Regions from separate parts of the Homo sapiens genome. Here all the other regions are linked to region 2. The links are chromatin contacts, found by Hi-C in ENCODE. All regions are on one chromosome and are shown on one strand. Each heading gives the region's core, a stretch centred on a gene start or an enhancer-like site at or near the end of the contact. The rest is flanking DNA. Distances are from core to core; before and after follow the strand shown.

Evidence for each region. A loop is a pair of places that touch in the nucleus more often than their neighbours do. Pooled maps may share reads with other maps.
Region 1: a loop to region 2 is called in a map of ascending aorta, with 4 times the contacts of the local background. The contact joins the promoter of RND3 here to the promoter of EPC2 in region 2. A Hi-C loop is called at or near these places in 1 of 168 maps with a recorded cell type or tissue (ascending aorta) and 9 of 50 pooled maps.
Region 3: a loop to region 2 is called in a map with no recorded cell type, with 5 times the contacts of the local background. The contact joins the enhancer-like site here to the promoter of EPC2 in region 2. A Hi-C loop is called at or near these places in 3 of 37 single-sample maps with no recorded cell type and 7 of 50 pooled maps.
Region 4: a loop to region 2 is called in a pooled map, with 13 times the contacts of the local background. The contact joins the enhancer-like site here to the promoter of EPC2 in region 2. A Hi-C loop is called at or near these places in 11 of 50 pooled maps.

The regions. Positions count from the first base shown.
Region 1 is chr2:150,486,235-150,489,017 of GRCh38, reverse strand. RND3 (Rho family GTPase 3) reads left to right here and starts at 1,351. Exons shown (of 6, transcript NM_005168.5): 1 at 1,351-1,469; 2 at 1,563-1,750; 3 at 2,237-2,324. The coding sequence starts at 1,601.
Region 2 is chr2:148,643,472-148,646,171 of GRCh38, reverse strand. EPC2 (enhancer of polycomb 2) reads right to left here and starts at 1,421. Exons shown (of 14, transcript NM_015630.4): 1 at 1,002-1,421. The coding sequence starts at 1,154. RefSeq lists enhancers at 98-247, 844-1,348 and silencers at 338-427, 1,188-1,767.
Region 3 is chr2:147,635,464-147,638,163 of GRCh38, reverse strand. No RefSeq gene overlaps it. Among named protein-coding and RNA genes, the nearest start is that of ACVR2A, 210 kb to the left of the region's middle. RefSeq lists an enhancer at 2,180-2,389. Within about 2 kb of position 1,448, at least 4 of the 41 ENCODE cell types and tissues checked have a DNase peak (open chromatin) inside an H3K27ac peak, as active enhancers do.
Region 4 is chr2:147,296,700-147,299,399 of GRCh38, reverse strand. No RefSeq gene overlaps it. Among named protein-coding and RNA genes, the nearest start is that of LINC01911, 460 kb to the right of the region's middle. RefSeq lists an enhancer at 1,617-1,726. Within about 2 kb of position 1,444, at least 2 of the 41 ENCODE cell types and tissues checked have a DNase peak (open chromatin) inside an H3K27ac peak, as active enhancers do.

The DNA.
Region 1 (2,783 bases), core at 102-2,601, 1.8 Mb before region 2:
TCAACCCTCCCCTTGTGTAAACACAGACCCACCGATGGAGTCTGAGTCAATGATCTTTGAGGGGGCTCCAATTTTCTCAGCCCCAAATAGGACATCATTCCTGGATCCCCTAGGCTTCAGGGGCCCTACCAGTCCACTACTTACATCAGTGCTTTTGACAACTCTTCATTGTGCCTTTTCACTTCCCATGTTAAACTTTCTGATTTGTTTGTTTTCACCTTATCTTCTCATTTACAAGCCTAGGAGTCTCCACAGGGGACCATATAAGCTGGTTTTGGCCAGTGTGCTACTACATTGTAACAATTGAAACCTCCTGAGCATTTAGGGTGCAGGAGCTGAAGATGAGAAAAAGAAAGACTTCTCATAGAAAAAGAACAAATGTGCGGGCTATTCTGGTCCTTTCTAAGATTTTTGCTTGCGGGGAAGAGTTGGAGGGCTAGGGAGATGGATGTGGAGGAGGACAGAAGAGAGGGTGGAGGGTTGTATCTGCATTTTTCAGCTAAAGATGTTTGTGCCTTCTGAGTCCAGTCTAGGGTGCTTTGATTCCGGGAAGATGGAGGCTATAGATAAAGAATTAATAGTATCAAAATCTGCCCCCCCACCAGTCCCCTCACTGCAAATGTGGGGAGGTGCAACTAAGCTGACAAGTGTTTGGGTCCCTAGCGCAGTAGGGTTGAGTTTCCAATGGCCTTTGTCACTCAGTCATGGGCATCTTCCACTTCTCTTTCTTCTCCCCTCCCACCTCCTGTACCCACCCCTCGAAACCTTTCTGCCTCCACTTGTACGACTGAAACTGACAGGTTTCAGAAGCCAGTCTACTACCGTGACCCAGGCAAGCCTGTTCTTGCATCTGGAATAAAGAGGCTGATCTATTGGTCCATGGCCTATGTACCTGATACAAACCATTAAAAAAAAAAATAGAACCACTCAACTATTCTCCACCCAAGATTTGCTTCCTATGTTTTATCACTGTCCTTTAACTTGGGTGGGAAATGTTTTTGTTTTCATAAATGCTCATGAGGCTTCTACAGATAAGCCCCTATTAAACTATATTTAAAGGGATTGTAGTTCAAATCAGTATGCACAGATACCAGTTTCCCACCTTGCCCTGTGGACTTGTCAGCAAAGCATCTTTGGGATCTTCATGTTGTCTAAGAGCCTTGGTCTAAAATAGATCCCGAATGGGCACCCTAGAGGGCGCACTGCTTACATTTTCGGCATGCAACGCCAACAGCGCTCGCTCCCAGGCTCCATAAAAGGGGAGGAGGCAGATCAGTTTCCTCCTCTCATTGAGAAAGAAGAGGATTGGAAGGCCGGGCGTATAAAGCCGCGCAGAGAGCGTGAAACAAAGCAGTCGGCTCGGAATTGGACTTGGGAGGCGCGGTGAGGAGTCAGGCTTAAAACTTGTTGGAGGGGAGTAACCAGCCTGCTCCTCTCGCTCTCCTCCTCGTCTGCGCCGCGTTTCAGAGGTTGCCCATCAGCCTTGTGATTTATTTTTATATCTGCTTTTTATAAAGAGAGAAATATATATATATATATATATTTTTTTTTTTCTTCTTAAGAGAAAATTCCTGTTCCAAGAGAAAATAAGGCAACATCAATGAAGGAGAGAAGAGCCAGCCAGAAATTATCCAGCAAATCTATCATGGATCCTAATCAGAACGTGAAATGCAAGATAGTTGTGGTGGGAGACAGTCAGTGTGGAAAAACTGCGCTGCTCCATGTCTTCGCCAAGGACTGCTTCCCCGAGGTGAGTGTGGCCGGCCGCGGCTTCCACGAGGGGGTCGGCCAGTGGGATCCCAGTCCCGAGGTGGGCCTCCCCGCTTTCATCCGTTTTCCCTTAAAAAAAAAAAAAAAGAAAAAAAAAAGTCTTTCTCGGTCCTTACTACTTTCCCCTGATTAGACTGCGGGGAAAGGGAAAGTGCGCTGGAAGCTTTTAGGGTTGGGACGCGCCTGCACATGGGCTGGTTAGCTCCTGAAACTTGTTCGTTCCTGTGTGCATAACCTGGGGTTGGGAGATTCGGGTCAGCAGATCTGTGAGAGCCGGGTGGGGTGAGTGGGGAGTAGGACAGGGGTTTCGGAAAGGGTCCATGTGCTTAGTGTGTGGTCTGATGTGTGAAGGTTTTCTTTCTTAACTGGGGAGCGGGGAGGGGAAGGGTGTTCAATGGGTGTCGTGCGTTTAAACGTAACCTCTTTGCCCTCTTTCCTTCCTCTTTTGCCCATTTTGTCTATCCAGAATTACGTTCCTACAGTGTTTGAGAATTACACGGCCAGTTTTGAAATCGACACACAAAGAATAGAGTTGAGCCTGTGGGACACTTCGGGTAAGAGTGGGAGGACCGCGTGGCGCTTGGGGCGGGTTTCCAGTCGCTGGGGGATGCGCGGCGGGTCTCGGGAAACCGCGCGCTACAAGCCGTCTGCGCCCCTCCCAAGGGATTCCCACGGTCCCTGTTGGGCGAAAATTGTATCCCTTCTGGGTGGGGGCGGCAGACGACAGCGTGGACGAGGAGATAGCAGTGGGGAGAGGAGAGCGCTGTGTGCCCGCAGGGTGACCCCGCGGTTGGAGCCACTAGTGGCCAGGCGCAGTCCGCCCGCGGAGTCGTGGTCAAGTCGCCTTGGGTCGGCCGAGGTGGCCCGATACTGTGGGGTGTTGCATGGGCGCTGCGTGCGCCTCGGCGGAACCACCCGGCTCAAGGCGGGCGCCCCTCCTAGATCTAACCTGCTGGTTGGCGGGGAGGCGGGGAGCGCCGCGGGGGTGATGGGAGGCGGGAGAAAATCCCAGA
Region 2 (2,700 bases), core at 172-2,671:
GACAATAAGGCGGGACTGTAGGTTCATTGAAGAAATTCTTGAGGGTGCAGTTACTATGAACTTCGCACGCAAGTAACACCACTCGAGTCATAAACACTCTCTGTCAAGCCAGATGAAATCCAACCGTCTGCAAAATTTAACCCATCGGAGGAAAAGCAGCAATTTTCCCAAAAGGTGCTGTATTATCAAAATTACAACTGCCAATTTAGATGCACTAGGTCCTCAACTTCTAAGGACCACCTCGCAATGACAATTCTCGAGGACAACGCAACGCCGGCGGCTCGCTTCCGGGCATCCCCGGCTCCTCTCTAACGTTGCGCACGGAGCACGGCCGTCCAGGCGGAGCAGGCAGAGCCCGTCCGCCCCGCGCCCGGCTCGGGTCGGCAGAACTGGCCGGCGGGCGGCCCTCGGACGCTACGACCCGCTCGGTAGTCGTGGCCCCCGCCCTCCCCCGCCGCAGTGCTGCACCGCCTCATCCCGCTGCACCTTCGCGGGCGGGGGAGCCAGGATGATTACATTGCTGGGAGGAAGATGTTTGTTTTGAAAGCACCCTTCCACAGTCATTTCAAAGAGAACTCAATACAAAGCCAAAGTTAAAAGTGGAAAAAATAATAATCTTGCCTAGCCAAATAATACCACGCCATTAATTAGCCCCGCGCCTGAGAGAGGGAGGTGGAAAGGTAAACAGAGACCGTACGCCAAGAGCGGCCAGCGCATCCCCTGCGCCATTCCCGGCCGCCGCTTACGGCAAGGCCCCCTTACGGCAGCGTAAGCAGCGCTGCGAGCTAATCACAACACTGGGACGCAACAACATGGCGGCCGCGGGCGGGCGCTACGCCGGCCGAGAGGGTTTACGCTACTCCGCCGGCGTAGAGTCCCGTGCGTTAGAGCGGCAGCGGCGCCCTCCAGCGAGCGTAAAGCGCTCTGTGAATGGCGAGGCCCGACTGACAAAGGGGAGGGGGGAGGAGGGAAGGGGGGGTAATAAACACTCGAGTCCCTACCGATTCCTCCTCCTTCTCCATCCCGGTGGGCATCTGGGGCACGGCCCGGTTGATGGAGACGCAGTCGTTGAGATCAGGCATGTCCTTGCCGCGGTAGATAGGCAGCGGCTTGGCGGCGTCCAGCGCCCGCGCTCGGAAGGAGAGTTTACTCATTGTCTCCCCGCCTTACAGGAACAGCCCGGGCGGCGGCGGCGGGGCGGGCGGGGAGGGGGGGAGGACTCCCGCCGCCTCCTCCACCTCCTTCCTCAGTGCAGCGCGGCCGGCCCGCTCCTCCTCCTCCTCACTGCCCCCGGCCACAGCATGGGCGCCCACCCCGCCCGAAAACAGCCCCCCGCGCCCGCGGCCGCCTCCACACACTAGATCCGCCGCTCGCCCGCCCGATCCGCTCCCTGCGCCATGGCCAACATGGCGGACATTACCACAGCGGCGGCGAGCGATCCCGGCAGCCCGCGCGAGAGCGCGCCCCCGTCGCGGGAACGCGCCTCGCCCTCTCCCTCCCTCCCTCCTTCCTCTCCCTTCCCCTCCCTCGCCTGCCCACCCACTCTCTCCGCGGCGCTGCCGGCCCGCGGGAGCGTGCTCGGTCTCGGTCCGCTCCGGGGAGAGGGGGCGGGGGCGGCGCCCCTCCGCTCGCTGGCCGGTGCTTTCGCTGTGTGGCAGGTGCCAGGTGCGCAAGTTCGCCCGCGCCCGGGAGCGTGCGCCTCTCCCGCCGCCGCCCGGTCACCCCTCTCGCTGGGTGTCCCGGAGGAAGGCGCCGGGCAAAGACGGCTGCGCCGAGCAGCGCGTGTGTGCAGAAGTCCGGGAGCGGGAAGGGAAAATGTCGACCCGGACCCCACCAGCCATCACCCAAGCCTGTACTTGGACAGCGCTATCCCCAAGGCGCCCTGTGCGCAAGCTAATTCGCATCCTCCGAGGCGCACATCCCCGAGAGGTGCAAGAGGTCTCTCCCATCAGTCCCATCAGTCCGTTCGGAGGACTGGACCGCGCTGCTGGTGCCAGCCCTCTTCTACGCCCTCCCCTCCGTACCTGTCCGAAAGAGCTCTCCAAGGTGCAGCAGCGCGTTCATCCTCGCTTTGCAGTGAGGGTTCATGGTTTGAGGCTGCCAGATGCAACAAGTGAACTTAGGTTCCCTGTCACCCAAACTTCGGTACAGCTGTTTAGTGGATGGTAGGTATTTTTCTGAGTTCAAAAATAGTAGCTTTCCTAAAAGTTCAGCTTCTAAAAATTTAGCCAAGGCAGCACACATTTGCGAAGTAGCAGATGTGTGTCAAATGTGGGGTGCTGTGGAAGACTCGAAGAAATCTGAGAAAAGGTTCCTGCCTCAGAGAGCTTTCACCTTAATGGGATGCCAGGATGGCTGGAAAGATGAGTAACAGAGACGTAAATAGTTGAAGAAAATGACAGCTGGAAAGATAAGTGACAACCGAAAAAAAAGTGTAAATATTTTAAGAAAACAATACAAGAGATGACACAGGCAGTAAGTAGCACATGATTAATTACCAAACGAGATCTAGGCAATAATTGTGAGAGTTCAGAGAAAGGAAAGGAGGCATGACTGCAGCCTAAACTGGTTAGAGAAAGTTCTCAAGAGGAGGGAAAATCAAGGTGACTCAAATAAGTACTAGCTATTGTTGACATCAACCTGGTTTAGCCAAGAGGCTCTTGGTTAGTCTTTAAGCATTACACATTTCTCACAAAACCG
Region 3 (2,700 bases), core at 199-2,698, 1.0 Mb after region 2:
AGGTGTTATTCTGTGAAAAATAACTATTCTTATACCCTTTGCCAAAGCTACCTGTTTCTCCATCCCAGACACAACCAACATTATCAGTCTCCTCTGTGTCCTTCTAGGGATGTTGTATGTTTACACCATATATGTGCACATCATTTTTTACTTCAAATGACAGCATATCATAGACTTTGCTCTGCATCTTGTTCTTTTTGCTGAATGACACCTTGGAGACTGTTTTCTGGCAGTATTTATAGTTGCTTCATTCACAGTATTCCTCTATATGTGCATACCATCATTTGTTTGACTACTCCTCTATTAATGGGCATTAATTAGATTGTTCTCCATCTTTTGCTATTTATGAACAATAATAGAATGTGTGTTTTCCTACATATTTCATATTGTGTATGTGGTAGCATATCTATAGACTAAATTCCTAGAAGTAGAATTGCTGGTTCAAAGAATTGTGCATTAAATATTTTGATAGATATTGCTAAATTGTTCTTTATAGAAACAAGTTATACCTATATACACTCCCAATCACAATGTAAAACCATGATACATTTTAGAAAAGCTATATATCTGAGATGAAAACATGGGGAAGTTGAAAAAATCAGAGTATAGCACAGTTGCACGTCCCAGCATAGATGCTGTTGGCCAACATTCATGCACAGAATGAATGTTGCCCATCCCTGCTGTGGGAGCTTGTGTTCATTAGCTCAAACAACTCTGTGATTGTGAGGTGATTTTATTTGAAGGGACTTTAAATTGGTACCTTGTTTAACAGTTAAAGCAGCTGTTAGAAAACAACAAACATTTATTGAATATCCCTTGTGTGCCAGGAACACAGATGAACACTTCCTATGCTGTGAGGCAGGTATTATTATCCTCATTTTTTTGACGAGGAAGCTGAAATTCAGGTTAAGTAACTTGCCCATAATAGGCTGTGGAATTCAAGAAGGCCTCTCTCTTTCTAGTATGCCACACTGATTTCTTATATTACTTGTGTGATTTGGAAGATTAAGGAAGTACTCAGTCAACTGAAACTGCATTTTGTCTAAAGTGAGCTCGACAGCATTGCAGCAGGGAAGATGTCCGAATATCTGTACTTTGAACTTGTCAGTAGAAAAAGAAACCACCTGGTAGCCAAAGGATATTTCCTGAATGTAAAAATCTCAATGACATTGTAGTATTCTCTCATGCAGTAAAGGTCTTAGAGAAAGATCTGTCATCACACAGGATGACTCTGCTCAAGAAGGAACCAATTTTAATCTTAACATCATTTTAGGATTTGGCGCTATAAGAAAAGGGAGCATAAGGGAGTGGAACACAGGTTTGTTTTTTTTTTTTTTTTCCACATTAGGATACACAGCTGAGCTGCAGCACTGTCAATGACCAAAATTCGAGCCTTGTGGTTACTGCTATGATGAAATCCTGTGGAAAGGGGAGTTTCACTTCCAGACACAGACTGACCAGCAAAAGAACCAAGAAAATCCACACAATCATCTGTTGGTTTTTCCCTACTAAAGAAAACTGACAGTGATCTATTGCAGGAGGCCAGGGACGGCAATGTGCGTCTTCTGTTTGTGTTCATAAGATGTTGGTGCTGGGGGCTTTGAGAGCACCTTTTTAATAGGGGTGTTTTGCATTTCACACCTAGACGAGTAGCCCCAATACAACTAATCGGTTTAGTTCAACAATTCCTTCCCATATTCCTGCCAATATGTGAATATCTCCCGGATGAGTCAGCTGGAAGATATGTGGAATATAAATTCTTGTCTTTATGTACTGTGTTAGAGGAATATCCAGTCTAATTGTGCAGATAAACACACACACACACACACACGAAAAGCTACAAGACATTCCTACCACAAATGTTTGTTCAGAATCTGCTATGTGAAAGGTACTGAGGCTGGGTGCGGTGGCTCACACCTATAATCCCAGCACTTTGGGAGTCAGAGGCAGGTGGATCACCTGAGGTCAGGAGTTGAAGATCAGCCTGGTCAAAATTATGAAACCCCATCTCTACTAAAAACACACACAAAAAAATTAGCTGGGTGTGGTGGCACATGCCTGTAGTCCCAGCTACTCAGGAGGCTGAGGCAAAAGAATAGCTGAGCCTGGGAGGTGAGGTTGCAGTGAGCCGAGATTGTACCACTGCACTCCAGCCTGGGCAACAGAGCGAGACTCTGTCTCAAAATAAAAATAAAACTGAAAGGTACTGTGCTAGGTTTTCAGAATACAATGGAAAAAATAGATCTGGTCTCTGCCTTCCTTATTTGAATGTAGACAGGGAGACAGATGACTGAACAATTACATGAAGTGAGGATTATAGAAACAAGTGCTAGAGGTATTCAGAGAGGTTACATTAGACTGACTCAGTAGAAGAAAATGTGAAGTACAAGGTGAATGTGTCAGGCTGAATCCCTATTTACTTCAATAGGGATGGCACCATGTTCAAGAGGCTGAAGAAGAAACCTGGAGTCAGCGAACAAGACATGGGGTTAATTGAGGGAATTTACATACAGGGCGGTGTAGTGGCAGCAGGCTGGAGAGAAGAACTGCAATCACTTGTAAAAAGCATGCAATTTATATAGAATATTTACTTAGCACCCTCCCCCTAGCAACCTCCACCTGGCAACCTTCATTTAACCAAAAACAAAGGGCCTTCATCCCCTGTATGGCCTGCATTCCATGGGATGGCCTGGGAGTTCT
Region 4 (2,700 bases), core at 195-2,694, 1.3 Mb after region 2:
GACATCTCCTTACATTCTTTTACTCTCCTAATCTCTTTCATTTCTGTTTCCCTTTTTTGGTCTCTCAAACCTCTGCCAGTTCTTCCAATCATGAGCCAAGAAGTAAACTTAGCAAAATATATTCTTCCATCATCACTGCCTCTCAACTGCCTGAAAGGGTCAAAAGTGATATGACAACAATGTGCTTTTGAACCTGCAAAGTTCTTTAAATAAAAGGCAAAATCCTAATATAATCCTACAGCATTGACATAGGAGAAAATTACTATAATTATGCAAATTAAAATAAGTCAACAAGTTTCAGAACACAATGCACGATAAGTAATGTTTTTAAAAATAACAGTAACTGAGCCTGGTCATTTGCACTTAATAATAGGCTCAGGAGGGAGCCTAGTGTCTGAGAAGAAACAGCCGTGGTAATAGATATATTGTGGTTTTGATAGGTTCTCTCCTGTAGTTTTATTTCTGTATTTGCTTTAGATTATAGAAAGCTCCCAGAGTGCCCTGCTATTGAAATTCCCATCATTCCCAGGGCTTTAATTAAGTCATTGGATTTGACAGAACTTGAATTGAGGAGGCCTACCACTATGTCAGTTTATGCCAGGGTGATATTATCAGGGCCCTGGCAACTATGTGCTCAGGCTTTAACTTACGTATGGAGCTGTCTCGCTGTGAAACATAAGGCACACATGCCTCCATGTGATTTTAAAAGGCATTGAATATGGTCTACTATGGCAGTAAGGTCTTCAAAAAATCCAGAAGACAGGATGATACAAAGTGGATATTTTGGCATCATGGAGCAATGAGCTTTGAAATCAGAAGCACCCAGCCTTAAATCTCATACCTACCATTCATTAGTGGGGTCATCTCAGGAAGTGATCCAAATTTTCAGAGCCATGAATTTCTGTTTTGAAAAATGAGAATAATCCCAGCTATCATGGGAGTAATGTGAAAGTTAAATGTTAAAAGGTCAATAAGCCCTGAGCCTAGCAGGTATGTGGTAGGAGTTTAATAAATATTATTTCCTTTTTATTCACCTAATTTGAAATTAATCATTGCTTGTAGGAGTAGTCTTCCATTTCTTTCCACCTGTGAATCTTTGAGATATAGGTGTTATTTCTTGGTTTTAGAACAAATTTGGCCCTGAGAGCCCAAGGTCAAGGTTGGCTAGGGTTGTAACCATTTTCATTTAATTTTAGAAACAAATAAAATGCCATTTGCAGCATGTTGGCATTGTGGCTTCCCTCTCATGGCTCCATCCATCCCACATATACCTCGCTGAATAACAGGTGTCAGTGTTTTACCCCAGCAAAGCTGGAAGCAGCTGTAGCAACGTGCTAGTAGAATGGCAAATGTTGATCATGTATAGTGATTTGCGGTTTTTCTCTTTCTTTATGAAGCCTCTTGATGCAAACCAGCACCCATTTCCAGAGAAACAGGAAACACACCCATTTCACAATGAGTAATAGAACTTACTTTAGTCCAAACCAAATCTAAGACTAAAGTTTGGGTATACAGAAAGTGTTTGATTTAGCACATGTTGTTCACAGCACAAGCACTTTAAGATCAAAAGTTTCATTTCTTTCATATGTGTTACTTTTTTCTATGCAAGCACAAGACTTTTCCATGTGTTTCATTATTGTTCGGGGAAAAAAAATTAACATGCTGGATCAATGGAAACATTTGTCTACTAATAAGAAAATTAGAAAAGGAGTGAATAGGTCAGGCCTAGTTGGGCTATACACCCTCTACAAAGCCAGCAGACAAAGTTGCTCCCTTTCAGCCCCTAAGAAGAGTATCCAACCTTGTTGAACATTAAGCTTCTTCCTAGTATTTATTCATCTGGATAGAGGTACAATATCCTGACAGGTTAGAGCCAGTCCTGGCCAAAATTGGGATATAGAAAAGCTTGATCCTCTCAGGGTACTTTTCTCACATTGTGGCTTTCCTTTCTTTTTCCTGGCTACCCGGTCATGGAATTCTCTCCTTAGCAGGACCTGGACTCCTATTTTTCCTCTATCTTCCTCCTCTTATAAAAGTCTGATATCCGTCGTCATCAATGTTAATGACTGCCAAACTTCTTCTAGAGATATTTATATATGAACAGAGATAATTCTTTGAACATATTTCCTAAAGTTGGATCTTAAGTAACAAATATATGTGAATAAAATGTTTTTGGGCAGAGACCCACCCTTTCTCCATTATTCAAATTATATCACATGAAATAATAAGATGCCACAGAAAAATGGGGACAGGAGCTAGTTCTTTTATGAACTTGCACTTAAATTGCGTCATGTTAAACTATGATGTATGTTCAGTTAAAAGATCATTAAAGTAGATCCTAAAGTGCATGATGTATTAGCTTATGGTAGAACAACACTCCCACTGAGAACAATAGAAAAATGGGACAAAATATAAAAAGGATGTATTTGAAGAATTTGGTGAACAGTTGAGGTAACTTAGGGGCCAAGTTACTAGAAAAGAAGGTAATTATTGAGAGATGAGTTGATATTTTGTGAGCTGCTTTCCTTCCAGAGATATTTATCATTCTTGGCCAGTGGAGAGAGTCTAAAAATCCTAGAGGGGTTTGCAGCTAAGAGGCAGAGAAGCCAGCAGAACTTCTGATAAATCCACAATGCAAAGAAAACAATTAAAGCTCAGGGTTATGAAGGCTCCTAGGACTTGAGAGACCAAGATGCTGGA